Linked DNA regions of Mus musculus: region 2 is linked to region 1. The links are chromatin loops, found by intact Hi-C in ENCODE. Cell type or tissue: left cerebral cortex. All regions are shown on one strand.

What was found. Peaks named below come from ENCODE experiments on the same cell type or tissue, not always from the same donor. Only the 100,000 strongest peaks of a DNase experiment are listed, where the experiment ranks them.
Region 2: it touches region 1 in a loop (2.7-fold over the local background); 2 of 42 quality-filtered maps call a loop at or near these places.

What each region holds. Positions count from the first base shown.
Region 1 is chr4:125,961,410-125,963,909 of GRCm38, forward strand. No RefSeq gene overlaps it. Among named protein-coding and RNA genes, the nearest start is that of 2610028E06Rik, 40 kb to the left of the region's middle. In left cerebral cortex, a CTCF peak has its summit at 1,536 (motif pointing left); a DNase peak (open chromatin) is centred at 1,527.
Region 2 is chr4:125,143,523-125,146,022 of GRCm38, forward strand. The region is part of intron 1 of Gm40246 (a long non-coding RNA gene); the gene reads right to left. Among named protein-coding and RNA genes, the nearest start is that of Gm32611, 1.4 kb to the right of the region's middle. In left cerebral cortex, no CTCF peak of the experiment used is centred here; DNase peaks (open chromatin) are centred at 1,315 and 1,837.

The DNA.
Region 1 (2,500 bases):
ATGTTGTAGTTTGGAGGGGGAAGTGTATTTGTTCTGGTGTGTGTGTGTGTGTGTGTGTGTGTGTGTGTGTGTGTGGTGTGTGTGTGTGTGTGTGTGTGTGTGTGTGTGTGTTGAGATGGCACCCTCTCATTGGTTGATGTGAGGCTGGTCAGTTAAGCTAAGCCGCTGGCCAGTGAACCCCAGGGATCCCCATGTCTCCACCTCCCTGGTGCTGAGATTTAAAAAGCTTGCCAAAGCACCTGGCTTTTTACTCGGTGTCTGGGGCTCAAACTCTGGTCCTCGTGGCTGTATACAATTTGCCCACTGAGGCATCTCCCCAGCCTCTCACTCATCGTTTCCAATAGTCAATATAGGCGTGTAATTCATAATTCACACAAAAGCGTACCCAGAGAAAAATCTCTCTTCCCCCTGTGACTCTTAGCCACCACCCTGTCCCCCTCACTGGCAAACAAAACAAAACAGCAGCAACAACAACAACAAAAACCCAGAGTTTAAGCAGGAGGAACTAAAGTTCCACTTAGGTGTCTGAGGATGGGGGTGACAAGCAGCCCACCGCCCTATCACTCCCTCGCTCAGAAGTGCCCACATGGCTTCTCCCACTGCCAAGTGCAATACAGAGCCTTTCTGGAAACACGCTGGCCATGGGCCTTCCTTCTAATAACTGACAGCATTAGCCATCAGAAACCAGGAACACGGCTGACTTCAGAGGGGTTAAAAATGCTCTAGAACAGTGGTTCTCAACCTCCCTAACGCTGCAACCTTTCAATAGCTCCTGGTATTATGGTAACCCCCAACAAAATTGTTTTCATTGCTACTTCATAACGGCAATTCTTCTGCTGTTGTGAATAAATGTGAAATCTGAATAAATGTGAAAGGGTCTTTAGAAGGTCACGATTATAAATATCTGTGAAAGGGTCTTTAGAGCCCCAGGGGTCGTGACCCCTAGATTGAGAACCATTTCTAGAGGACGCAAAACAAGCGGGTGGTTGGATGGAGTCGGGTATCGACACTTAAGACTTCTCTGGGAGGGAGCACCTGACCTGCCGCCTGAATTGCCAACTGTATGAAGAACGGCAGGGACAGTGTTGTTGGAGGGAACAGCAAAGCAAAGGCTCTGGGGCTGCAGTTGGGTAAAAGAGCATAACTGGAAAGAGACCGGTTCCGAGGCCATGGGCACACTCAGAACAGGAGGTTCATTGGGACCAAACACACCCACAGCTGAGATGTGACCTTGGGTGAAGGGTTTTCCTGGGTCTAAGAGGACCCAGCTCTAGAACACTAGGAATGTCCTTATCTTGTCCAAGGTAAGGTTTGGAGTCTAGCACACAGAAGAAGTCATGGAACATTTAGAACAGTCCTCACCCTAATGGACCCGCACTTTCCTTTATGTGGGAAAACAACGGTGGGAAATCCCCCCAGGGCTGTCTCTAAGTGGGGAACCATGGAAAAGGAGCAACAGGAATTGAAACCTGTACCACCTGCATCCGACAGCTTCGGAAAGCCCCGATCCATAGTGTGGGCATCGGGCGCCCTCTGGTGGTGACAGTGCCAATCCAAAGCCTAGAGCTATCAATCATCCTTGTATCCAGACCTGGCCCTCTCCAGCATTATAAATGGGCAGAATGGACAGTACCCACTAAGGATGCCACCTGAGGGGTCACATGTCTGGTTCAGGGTCACACAAGAAGTGGATTTACCTAATGCCCAAAAATATCTATTCATATGTTTGCTCTGTTTCATTAAGCACCTACTGTATACCAACATTGTTCTAGAAACAAGCAACCCAACCCTAACCAAGTCTCTGCCCTCGAGGAAGTCCCCCTCTACTAACGGCAGAGCCTAGACAGTGGTTAATGGCTTCAGTCCCTCCATGGGCTCATATTTAGACCATTTGGTCCCCAGATGGAGGTACTATTATTCCGGAGGATTCTGTATACTTGGAAACTGGACCAAGCTGAAGTAGGTCATAGGAAGCAGGTCTTTGAAGATATCTTGTCCTTGGTCCTTTTGTGCCTCCTGCTCTAACTGTAAGTGTACAGAGTTCCCTATCAGGCATCCTCCAGAGAACCGGGCAGCATGTGTGTTCAGTAAAATGGCCAAGGCCAGGACATAACCACCCAAAAGAAAGGGGACAGTGTGAGCCATCATTTCCATCCCAGAATCACCCCTGCTTACTGCAACTAGAAAGCCTAATTCACACGCTATGGGCAGATCGCCTGGAGTCCTGCCTGAACAGCAAGAAATAAAAGGTCCTAAATGCCCATCTCTGGCCTCACCTAACAAGTCTTAGAAGTACAACCTAAAAGAACAACAAACAGATGAGACAATTATTACATAAATAACCAGGTAATCAATAATTATATTAAATGTAAATGACCCAACACCCACAGTTAAAAAGGCAGAGACAGTCAGGTGGGTTTTTAAAATAAAAATAGAAACACAAGACTTGAGATGAGGTTTACCAGTTATGAGTACTTTCTGCTCTTGCAGAGGACCAAGA
Region 2 (2,500 bases), 820 kb before region 1:
GATTGCTATGTTCTCCCGTGGTGTCTGTCACTCTGTGCATGACAACTGTTCACCAAGGTGCCCAGTGCACTGTGGTTCCTCACACATGGATGGGGACAGAGAGGTTCCAGATCCTCTGGCTAGCTGCGCCCTAGTCACCATGCCATGTTTCCTTCAGCAGAGGTAGCCCAGGTACAAAAGGCATGCCCATTTGACACGCAGTTAAATCTCATCACGCAGAGGTAGTGAGTTCCCCGATGTCAGCGGTATGCAAGAAGAACGAGGACAGGGTTCCTGGCTGCAGTTTTCAGGTGGCTTTAACACAAATACTAGACTCTCCTCATAGAAATCCCTGTTGGATAACTATACACAGGGGCATAAACAAATATGGAGTCCACAGTTCCTCTACATTAAGGTTCCCTTTGAAAATAAGCGGTTGGAAGCAGGACATCATGTCATTCCTTTGGAAAGGTTTTAGTTTTATTCTGTGGGAGTGCCCTTAACCACCGAGCTAGCTCTTTACCTCCTTTTTAATGAGCCTCATATACCTCAGGCTGGCCCCTCAACTTCCTATGTTGCTGATTATGACTTTGAACTTCTGAGTCTCCTGCCTTCATCTCTATGTGCTGGGATGACAGGCACTGCCACGCCTAGTTGATGGAGTCCTGGGCATCGAACTCAGGACTTTGTGTATGCTAGGCAAGAGCTTTACCAACTAAACCATATCCCTAACTCCCCTTCCTCCTTCTTTGACAGGGTCTCACGCTGTAGCCTAGGCTGGCCAGGAATTCACTCTATGGTTGCCAACTCGCCACAATCCTCCTGCCCTGTCTTCCCGAGCGCTGGGGCTGCAGACATGAGCCATTGCGCCTGTTGTTGTCTATGTGCATGTTGAGTAACTCCTTCCTCTTTCCTGCAAGGTTTTTTTTTGATTGGGTAAAATGGAGCAGGCCACTGGAGAGGTCCTTTGGCAATCTGTGTTTCCTCTCATACTTGTGTTGTTAGGGTATGTGTCTTGGATGTTGGGAGGGGAAAAAATCTAAATAAATAAAAAGAATGCAGCTTTCTCTTCTTCATGAAGTCCATCCAATCCAATGAACCCATCAGTGGTGGCCTTTCACCTTGAGCCCCCCTCCCGTCTGAAACGGAATGGAGGAAGGCTATTAAACTGCGTTTAACAAATTCAGAACAGCAGGTTCTTGGCTGGAGGAATGAATTCCACTTAGGAGAGCCATTCTTCCTCAAAGGAGGCCAGTCGGGCTGGAGAAGAGAACTTGGAGGGCCTTTTGTTCTGAGGGGACCGCATCTGGATTTGAATGTGTCTCTACTCAAAAGGAGACTCCTCATAATGGACCTAACTCCAAACACTCTGAGGACAAGGACTGGCAAGCTTTTCAAAAGGAGAGAACACTTGGCTCCTGCCAGGGGCTGGGAGGGCTCGGGCTCCCGCTGGCAGGAGTATGGGCTTTGCAGGTGGGTGGAGGGCTCCTGGGCCAGGCTAGAGTCACCTTCCTACTCAAACTTCCTGTGCCTCCTCTCTCCATCTTCTCCTCCTGGGAGCTGGGGGCTTGAATTCATTTGCAATCCCCGTGTGAGTTTTTCTGCAAAAGCTGCCAAACGAATTAGGACCATGAAAGGCATTTTAGGGGAGAGCGGGCCAAGGCCAGCTCGCCTCCTAGTAGCTTCTGTGAAAAAAAGGGGGGGGGGGAGATAGCGGAGTCCCACTTGCAGACACGGAGAGTGGGGCTGCCAGTGGCGCTGGGGTCTACCCACAGCTCGGCTGGTGCCTCCCGCTGTGACCAGAGGGGAAGTTGTGCAACTTTGGTTGGTCCCTGAAGCCTTTCCTGCAGCAGAGGGCTGGAGCCCAATCCTTGACATCAGAAGTGACACAGTTACTGCAGTCATAGCAGGTCGTGACTCCGCTGAGGACGAGCTCCTGCCTCCTGGTTGTGTGGGTGTGTTGCCTTATGCAAGGCGCTCTGACTTCCCCCAACATTCTAATTTCCTCACATCCACAGTGGGGAGAGGCCCAGAGCCAGTAAGGGCTTTACTGGTGGGTGATACAGCTGTCCTTCCACTGATGGATAACTTGCCGTGTCCCCTCCTGGTGACCACAGGGAGACCCCGGAGATGGATAGTTTGAATCAAAGGAAGTCCCTCCCACGGTGTGACCATCACCTTTCTAGGTGTTCTTTTGATACACGAAGGGGGTCAATCCAGGGTGGCTTGTTGTCCTCTGCACCTTAGAAAGTGAAATTTCGTAGACCCTAAGCAGCAAGGGATCCTCAGGCTGGCTATCCTGAGGCCAGATGGAGGAGAGAGCAACCTGGAGGGAACGTCTACATGTAAGGACCGGAGACTGTGAGGATGAGCATGTACCTGGGGTGGGCAGACCGAGAATCCTGCGGAGCGATCCGTGCGCGGGTGTGTGTGTGTGGTGTGTGTGTGCGTGTGTGTGTGTGTGTGTGTGTGTGTGTGTGTGTGTGTGTGTGTGTTACAGGTAGAGGGTGGGGAGCATGAA